Regions from separate parts of the Homo sapiens genome. Here region 2 is linked to region 1. A link is a contact called in ENCODE Hi-C or POLR2A ChIA-PET data. All regions are on one chromosome and are shown on one strand. Each heading gives the region's core, a stretch centred on a gene start or an enhancer-like site at or near the end of the contact. The rest is flanking DNA. Distances are from core to core; before and after follow the strand shown. Region 1 overlaps PDE4B (phosphodiesterase 4B). Region 2 overlaps PDE4B (phosphodiesterase 4B).

What was found. A loop is a pair of places that touch in the nucleus more often than their neighbours do. ChIA-PET counts read pairs that join two places held with the same protein, here RNA polymerase II (POLR2A). Pooled maps may share reads with other maps.
Region 2: a loop to region 1 is called in a map of naive thymus-derived CD4-positive, alpha-beta T cell, with 4 times the contacts of the local background. The contact joins two enhancer-like sites. A Hi-C loop is called at or near these places in 3 of 168 maps with a recorded cell type or tissue (PC-3, naive thymus-derived CD4-positive, alpha-beta T cell and posterior cingulate gyrus), 2 of 37 single-sample maps with no recorded cell type and 10 of 50 pooled maps. POLR2A ChIA-PET finds 5 or more read pairs at or near these places in 13 of 52 experiments (A673, BJ, CD4-positive, alpha-beta T cell and 10 more).

What each region holds. Positions count from the first base shown.
Region 1 is chr1:66,299,319-66,304,126 of GRCh38, forward strand. The region is part of intron 7 of PDE4B (phosphodiesterase 4B); the gene reads left to right. Among named protein-coding and RNA genes, the nearest start is that of SGIP1, 230 kb to the right of the region's middle. RefSeq lists an enhancer at 2,072-2,131. Within about 2 kb of position 1,738, at least 12 of the 41 ENCODE cell types and tissues checked have a DNase peak (open chromatin) inside an H3K27ac peak, as active enhancers do; they include CD4-positive, alpha-beta T cell, GM12878 and HCT116, where a contact is called at or near this core.
Region 2 is chr1:66,346,994-66,351,797 of GRCh38, forward strand. All of the region lies in intron 8 of PDE4B (phosphodiesterase 4B), which reads left to right. Among named protein-coding and RNA genes, the nearest start is that of SGIP1, 180 kb to the right of the region's middle. RefSeq lists an enhancer at 3,236-3,285. Within about 2 kb of position 3,323, at least 24 of the 41 ENCODE cell types and tissues checked have a DNase peak (open chromatin) inside an H3K27ac peak, as active enhancers do; they include CD4-positive, alpha-beta T cell, GM12878 and HCT116, where a contact is called at or near this core.

The DNA.
Region 1 (4,808 bases), core at 488-2,987:
CAGTATTTGTCTTTCTGTACCTGACTTATTTTACTTAATGTCCTCCAAGCTCATCCATGTTGCTGCAAATGACAGAATTTCATTCCTTTTCATGAGTGAATAGCATTCCATTATTATATGCCATATTTCCTTTATCCATTCATTTGCTGATGGACATTTAGGCTAATTCCATATCTTGGCTATTGTCAATAGTGCTGCAATAAACGTGGGGTGCAGATATCTCTCCAATACATTGATTTATTTTCCCTTGGATAAATACCCAGTAGTGGGATCACTGTAATATGGTAATTCTATTTAAGCTTTGTTGCAAAACCTCCATACCGTTTTCCATAATAGCTGTGCTAACTTACTTTCCCATCAACAGTTTATAAGAGTTTGCTTTCCTCCACATCCTTGCTGGCTTTTGTTATTTTTTATCTTTCTGATAATGGCCAAAAGCTTTTAGCTTTTCCTCACTCATTGTGACATTAGCTGTGTGTTTGCCTGTTTTGTGTTGAGGTTTGTACCTTCTATGCCTAATGTGTTGAGAGTTTTTATCATTAAGGGAAATTGAATTTTATCAAATGCTTTTTTCTGCCTTTATTTGTAGGACTTTTTAGTAACAAATTTCATTATAGAATGTAAATATTATAAGGAAAAAATATATGTTATAATATGAATTAATAATGGCATGAATATTAAAACCAAACAAAATGCATATTGGAAAAATTGGCACTATTGCACAAACACAGACATCTAGGGGAATGTCTTTCTCTCTGGTGTTCGTGTTTTTACCTTCTTCAGCCATGTGAAAAGACTTTCAAAGGTTCTATTTTATTCTCAGAGTTGACAGACTCACCCTTCAACAGAGTGGGCATCAAAAGCCAATAGCTGCCTTGAGTAAATTAATTTTTGTTGATTTTAGTTCCCCTTTAAGACTTCCTGAGATACTGATCATGGAAATGAATATTAGCGATTTAATTCTGGCACCTCGTCAGGACTCACACTGCATTCCTGGGTGCAGCCTGGAACATCACTGCTGGCTGGACTCACTTCTCCTTGCCCACCAAGGGACCTGAAAACCACATTAAGGTGGAGAGGAGAGTGTGGCACCTCCTTGCTCAGAGATCGGCCAGTTCACTGTACTTTATTGACTGTGGACTGTTGATTTATCCAGCCTTCTCATTTCACATGTGAGGGAGGGCGATTTGGAGTGACTTCTGTGCACTTACATAGCTGATAATAGAGGATGGACCAGAATCCACATCTCCAACTACCAGTCCAGAATTCTTTCCATTCCCCAGTCACTCACTTATTCATACATTCATCTAACATTTATTGGATGCCTACAGTGTGTGTATAGCTGTGACTACAAAGATGAATTGGACGCAGACCCTGAACTCAAGATCTTTACCCTGGCTTGTGTTTTTGATTTCCCAGAGGGTCTGAGGTCCATTAGGAAGGTGACTATCTGCCAGGGCAGTCTCTCCATGCCGGCTGGATTAGGCAATCACTGCTGGCCGTATGCAGTCCCGTTTTCAGTGTCCAAGTCTATTCTTCATAGATGGCCTATTCTCTGTTTTTCTGACTTTCTTACTGGGGTTTCTCACCCAAACATAGCATTACTGATAAATAATATTTAAGTGGCTGAGCTCTGAAGATTAAGCTATTAATATCACAAACAGGCTCCATATTCTCTCTAGTAAAGAGCGAAAAAGAGTCAGTATGTATGTGTGTGTGTGTTTACACATATGAGCATGCGGTGTGGCTCTCTGAGACACTTAGAAGAAAAGTTCCTGCGTGCTCATGAAAGGCCCATAGTACAGCTATGAGTATATTCCAGGCCTCACATGGCTGCAGTATTCACCAGATTACCAATATTAGAGAAGCAGATTTTTTTCTATGGGTAATTTTTAATAATTTAAGGGCTCTCATTTCTCATTATTTCAGAAATCCAACTTGGAGCTTCTCATTTGATCAGCAAGTATTTTCCAAGGGCCTCCTGTATTCTCAGCCCTGTAAGAGGTTTGGGCCTTGGAGGCTGAGTCAGAGATCATGATATTCAAACCGTTTTCACTTTCATTTTGTTGTTGTCATTTTCTCTCCATTTGATCCTGAGGTAAAAAAGGACTAGTAATATTATCTCTATGTCACAGAGGAGGAACCAGAGGCACAGAGAGGCTTAATGACTTGCCAGGACCCTCAAGGCTATAAGCAGGAAAGCAGGGGCGAGACCACCAGGCTTCTTACCGCTAGGACAATGCTTTTTTTTTTTTCTAACTATGCCAGATTGCCAGTCCATATTTTTTTTAATTCAGGAAGGATTAGAGAAAAAATATTGCAAGCATATAAATGTAATCTCATGATAGAATAGTAACAATTACATAAAAATACTAAAGTTCATTTTAAATACTACCTAAACTAGGTCATGAATTCATCCTATAGCTTTTTCTCCCAGCAGGCATAATTGAGTTGCTTTCCCAAATGCCAGGTTATTCTACCCATGCGAGTTATAAAGACCTTTTTCTTGAAGGGATTACTGCTGAACTTCTCCTAAGTCATGACTTTGTGATGGGAGAGATATAAGTAACATGTTCGTTGGGCTTTTATAACTCTAGAGAAAGCTCTTCCTAAATCTTGGAGCTTACTGCTCAGCCAACTTATTGACTTTGTTTAGGAGGTGGCCATTAGCCTCTCAAACCACAGAGGTTTGGACTGTTCAACTACAGTAAGCCCAGAAGCAAAGAGAGATTAGAACACAGCATCACTGGGTGAAAATGGGGAAAGCTAAACTGCTTCGAAATTGCAGTGCTCTGTCCTATACTCATTTCTGGAGGAATCAAGAAGAGCCTGAAGCAGAAGTGACCCACTGGCCTTGGAGACAGGAGGCAATGGAAAAGCACAGTTCATCCACAAACCAGCCTCTCTGAGCATCAGCTTCCTAGCTGCGTGACATTCCCAAGACTCTTCCCTGCACTAATTTCCACATTTATAAAAAAGAACCACAGATGTGTCCTTGATGGTCATCTTACTGTCATCTGTTACCACCACATACGCTGTCTTGTTATGTGGCTTGGGAAAATCTATAAACTGGTCTTTTGGCTTTGATCACCTGATTGATTTACTGTCAGCAGATGATATTAAAATTAGCTTTCATTTGTTGAGCAAATCTGGATGGGCAATTGAGGTGGAAACAGGGAGTGGCCTGGGTGGTGGCTGGAATTAGAATAGTAATCTCTTGTGTTTTAGAGGTTACAAAGCACTTTCCCACATGTAGTCTCATTGAATTACTACAAAGTCCTGCAAGGGCTGGTATTCTTAACCTCATCAGACAAATGAGAAATTGATGTTCCGAAAGATAAAGTGACTGGTCAGCATTCACAAAAAGATTTGGTGGCAGTACAAAAAGTGGAATAAAAGCAAAAGCTCTTGCTTGCTTTCTGGTGCAACACATCAGAGATTGATTAGAATCTACTATAAGGCTTTTTGGCTATGCTGAGATGATCGACAATTAATTATAAAACACTGTCAACATAGACACTGGTGCTCTTCTCTTTCTGGGCTTTCATACCTGCTCTTCTTGAGGTTTCCCTCCCCAACCTCTATCTGTGTGTAACTCCTTCAGTTTATCACTTGGAAACCACTTCCTCTAAGAAGACCCAAGACCTTGCTAGATGCCCATCCTATGGGTTTCCATGGCATCCAAATATTACCCACACTCTGTTCATACCACTCTAATTCAATTGCCTGTGTTGGAATATAGCTCCATTTAGGCACTAAGAATACTTATTCACGAGTCATTCATGAGTGGTTATTTTTTCACCATTGTAACCACAACACCTTGAACAGTAGACCCTGGATAAACATTTCTTGAGAAAATGTTGCCTGATCTGCTGTAGCCAAGAGGAAGTTTTGCTTCCACATTGCCCTCAGGGCTGGGAGGGAATTAGAATCTCTTCCCCTACCCTCCTGCTTTATTAAGGTATAATGGACAAATAAAAATTATATATATTTATGGTGTATAGCATGATGTTTATATATATATGTGTGTGTGTGTATATATATATATATATACACACACACAGTGAAATGATTAAATCAAGCTTGTTAATATAATCTGTCACCTCATAGACTTTTTGTTTATGGTAAGAACATTTAAGATCTACTCTCTCAGCAATTTTCAAGCATACAATACCTTATTGTTAGCTAAAGTCACCGTGCTGTGCAATAGATTTCCATAGCTTATTCCTCCTAACAGAAACTTTGTACCCTTTGACCAATCTTTAAAGCCATCCAAGACAGTACCATTTCCAGAAGGAGGCTCTTAGGAATCCAAAGAAACCAAACTCTAGCTATTTGCATAAAATGTTAGATCATTCCCAGAAGTAAGCCTTAGAGTTGAGAGAGTACTAGAAGTGTGACAAGGATGGAGGTTAGCATTTGTGTATCCTTATGGGAAAACAGGTAAGAGCGGATATTTTTGGAGTTACTGGGAAACTTAACCATGACACTTGGCCTGCTTATGTGTCTGGTATTATTGCTGGGAACCAAGCTTCATGCCAAACCTCTAGCTATCAGATGTCAGTTTTGGGAAGAGACTTGAACTTGCTTATGTGGTTATTTATAACAGTAGTTTTCTATTTTGTGTCAGGTTAGAAGACACCATCACACCACTGAAATATGTTATCAGAACCACATGCAGATAGAATATCGTAAATATGGTAGATGATGAGCAAGACCTAGGACTCACAATTCAGGAAGATACAGAACCCAGCATTTAACCTAGTACCTACATGTACAAAATCCTTTCAGGTATTTAGGAGTTAATA
Region 2 (4,804 bases), core at 2,073-4,572, 49 kb after region 1:
GACTCAGTTGAATTCTCAGATGCTCCTATGTCATATTTTATTTCCGGACTCAGTTGAATCCTCAGATGCTCCTATATCATGCTGTTATGACGTTGGGTTAGCTGAGGTCACTGGTAAGGCAAACCTGCAACCAGCACTCCCTCTACTTCATGTTTGCAGTAGAAGCTGCCTCTATAAACCTTCCGTGAACCTAACAAACCTATGCATCTTGAGGTGCATTGTTGTTCAAAGCATCTCTCCATCTCTTCTAAATTATGATAGCTAATAATGGAAAACACAAAATACATAACAAGCCCAACTACCTTTTTTAATAGGATAAAATTGCATAAGAAATAGCTGTCTATGAAATTTATGTCTATTTTATGTTATGAAACTATTTTCATCTTTTATAGTTTTAGTTAATAGTTTATGTGTGCAAACCTCCAACCTGTTACAAATTTTCCTCAATTTGCCGGTGCATACTCTAGCTTAGGGATTACTGAAATATCAAAACAGATAATAATATATATGCTTTCAGGGAAGGAAAGGATAGATCTATGTAGTCCAAAGCTTTCTTTTATTTTTTTGATAGGCCCTAGAGTTGATCTTGAAAATTGCCAGATTAATAGGCTGTCCCAGCCCTGAGAAATCGCTAATCTAGAAGTGGCAATTCCCAAGGCAGGTTTTGAAGCATTCCATTGTCTTTTACCTCAAGGGATGTATGAAAGTCACTAGCTGAAATCAATACAATTAATAATAAATACAATGTATTCTACATGGTATTTTTAAGGGGTAGAGTAATAATCTCAAAAACAAGCTATGATAGATTTTTGTAGCTGCAAAAAATATTAGAAACTTCAATAAGGCAGGATTTAAAACAACCTAAGAGGTACTATAGACTGAAAATGGAATTAACTTCTTAAAGAGAATCATGACCAATACGTAAGGGTTATGAAAAGAAAGTATAATATTTGAGTGGTAGTTTCCCTGTTCTGTGTAACTACTTTCATGTCAGATATGAAGGTCCTAAAACATAGGTGTTATTTTTCACTAGTCAGGAAAGGACACTAGACTGGATGGTCTGTGGGTCTGATCCACAGTAAGTGTTCTGATTGCTGAAAAATACTATAAGTTGTAGAGCTTCTAGCTGCGAAATGTTTCAAAATAAACCTTTGTCATCTACTTTGGAATCATATTAATGCCCTGTGGCCTTAGAATTGACTCTAGAAGCTTTCAGTTAAATATTAGCCGTTATACCTGTACAGAAAAAGTTGTAGAAAGGCTTAAAAGGAAAAACAAAAGAGTGACTGAATAATGTACCTTGATTCCTTGATTTTTCTCAGTTACTATGATGATTTTTGTCATCTGTTGAAAAAGGTTTCTGCTAAATTTAATTATCAGATCATCATCTCAAATCTTCAAAGTTCCTTTTTTTGTCTTTCTCTATTAACAGACAAATTAAAAGGGAAGGATCAAGTATATGAAATGAAATTGTGATGCTCCAGGAACAGTTTTAGGTCTTACGTTTCTCATTGGAAGAAAAGTCCTCTGTCAAAAAGAAAATTTTGAAAAGTTTAAATTATCTAAAAATATACAGTGCCCCTAAACTTAACATATATAATGAGTGTATGGCCTGGAAATCCAATCTCTTCATAGGCTATTTGCACATGCAATATCAGGACCATACTTACAGTTAAAAAAAAAAAAAGATAAAGAAAATTCTTCTTTATCTGAAATTCAAATTTAACTAGGTGCCCCGAATTTTTATTTGCTAAATCTGGCAACCTTATATATGTGGAAACATAATATAGTTTATAAATATTATATATATAGTTTAAAATGCATAGTGAATGTATCAGTCTTTAGGTATAAATAGTTACAGTATCTTTTGTCCATTTGATTACATCACTGCAGCAACTTTCAGAGTTGAGAGAATGTTGGATCATGAGAAATTGCTATAAACATTCTTATGGGAATCACTTTGGGTCTAGGAAACGTCAATTTTTTAGTGTTCCAATAATGTGTGTTATATCATCTCTTGAGAAGTTTTCAGAAATTCTGAGAAAAATGGACAGCAGAAAAGGGTTAGATAGATAGGAAGAAATATGTAATAATTTGGGGAGCTGTTCAAGCCCTAATCTCATTTAGGAGATTAGTTATAGAGCAGCTATATTCAAATTTGTTTGATCTTTTGATATTTTTCAATTCTGTATGAAGGCATTAATGGTTTTTCCCTGCTTTGCCTTTTAATATGTCACTTGAGCAGAGACTTGTCCTCTAACTAGCAAGTAGAATTGATTCTATTGTTGCTTCATCATAATTTTTGATGCAGAATAATGGTAGATATATTCATGCTTGTTTTTCGTTGTATACTTACCTATTGATTACTACGTTGCTGAGCAGTTAAGACAAGAAGCACTCAATTCTAACATGTTTAGAAGAGTTTCTTTCTGATTTGGCACATGGACAGTGAGAATGATCTCACTGTGTTTGTTCCCTGGCACACCAAAGGTTTGCTGCAGATGTTAGTACAGCAGAACTTGTTTGCTAAGATGACCCATTATGGAACACTAGCTGATTAAGCAGACGTTAATGGACAATTGCATGTCCATTATTACTTCTTTGACCATGTTACCAACTCAATTCAATTGCACTTGCTTTTCAAATAAGACAAACCTGTCAATAAAGAAACTGGACATCAAGTTTCAAATGATTGGTAGAGTTTATAGGGAAACACAAAAAGGAGGGAAGAGATGAGATGCACATTGTCAAATAATCTGAAATGTTAAGAATTGTGGAAATTGTTAGTTTCATAAGGAGTTTTAGACAAGCACACTATATCCCTCATTCTGTTTATTTCTTTTTCATTTAAAACTTAGATTTGCTTTACTTCTTTGGGTCTTCATTTCTTCCCATGCAAAATTCCTGAAAGTCAAAAGGAAGATTAGAAGCTAGCCATTTTACCACTAAAGAAACTGAGCCCCAAGAAGTTAATTCAGCTTACCCAAGATTACATATTTGCTTAGGGCCAGAGCTAAGACAGGGACAGACTCTGTTTACTTCATTTCTCACTAAACTGTACCACTGCAGTTTCGACTTCTTTCTACCACTGAAGGCACAGAATGCACTGAAGGCATTCTGTGCCTTCAGGAGGAATTTTCAGCCCCTTCACTTTCCTGATGCCCGGGAATTCTTTTTAAGTTATGACTAACAAAGTATAAAACATGAGTCAAAAGTTAGTCCCTAATAAAGTCATTGTGACTTTAATGACTTCGGCAGTTGTTTCATTCTGCAAAAACAGGAAGATCCCACACAATAAGGCGCCTGTCTCACAGCTGGGCTCCTGCGTAGACGGCCACCCACAAGAGTAACTAACTGCTGGGGCTGCCTTCCTCTCTTTGACACCTTTTTATTCTCTGTTCTTACAGTTTTCTCCTACTGACCTCATCCTGAGGTTATCCATGAGAGGAAGGTACCTGCTTTAGCTAGTCTTTGATAGGGTGAAGAATAGTTTTAATCACTTAGGAGTCACTCCTAAGTGATTTTCAGGTCACCCTCAACAGGCCTAAATTAGTCTTAGAAGAAGCTCTTTCATGGGCTTTATACTAGCTTCCTGTGTTATCACTATTCTGGACTGTTTTATTCTCAAAAACATAAAATCCCCAAATTTTAGATTTGAGAAGAGCCTGCGATCATTCCAGTTCACTCCTCCTATGTGATTAGTTTAACTAAGAACTCATTACCAAGATAGTGCCTATCTTGCCTGCGGATCTTTGCATAAAGCTCAAACTAATTCTCCCATGAGAAATATAGAAAAGTGAAGAAGTGTCCTATCACTTCAGAAGAAACTGGCTCAGAAGAAATAATCTCTGTATGCAGTGTTAAAACTAAAGAAAAATTGAAGCCATCAAACAAAATGTTCCTATCAAGTGTAATTGAATTTTAGCTTTTATTACCTATTCTCTACTTTTAAAATAACTTTTCACTATTAAAGGAACTTATTCCAAAAATCAGACAATTTTATAGAAAAGGTATATTCTAGGCCAATAATATTAAATCACATATCTAGAAAATATACCTTCTTCCCTTTTCAAAAAATAGAAGCAATTTCTAGCAGTGTATGTGAATCTAATGTTGGGCATAAGCTTAAGAAGGCATCGGAGGAATTTTTTATTAGAGTTTATTCACAAATTTTGCTTGTCTGTGTTGAAAAGGGGCATTGGCCATTTCCTCTGGGGACATTATTTCTAGGTAGGCTGTAACAGGGTTTTCCTGTGAAGGCAGATTCTTAGGGAAAATAGTATCTGTGTACATGAGATGGTAGAGACACATTTATCTTTAAAATAATGTGTTCCTGTTTGTGGATTTCTCTACTGAATTTAATAAAGTAAATAATGCCCATTTCCTTCCAATCCAGTAACTCCTTGGGACACAGTTTTACCCAGGAGCTATTTTACCTTCGAGTCTGGATGAAACGTGTAACTTAATAAATAGATTCCAAAAGTCTTACACTATGAAACTCTGAGGGATGATAAATGCTTCCCTTCCTTTGTTATGGTCTGAAGCATTTTCAATTTGAGTTGTTTTCCTCAGTCATGTAGAGGGAGTTTTGTTTTCTGGGAAGTCTTGGTTGCTGGTAAATAATGTGTCCAAACTGTAGGAGGCAGCCACAGAATTTATCATACAAGTATGAAATGTTAGGGTTGATCATTCTCATTTTACACATGAGAGGTGATGTAACTACACAGGAGAGTGAGAGCTGAGAATGAAAAGTCAAGATTTGTCTACTACATTGTGGCTGCCTCTGGCTCAACAGAAACACTCC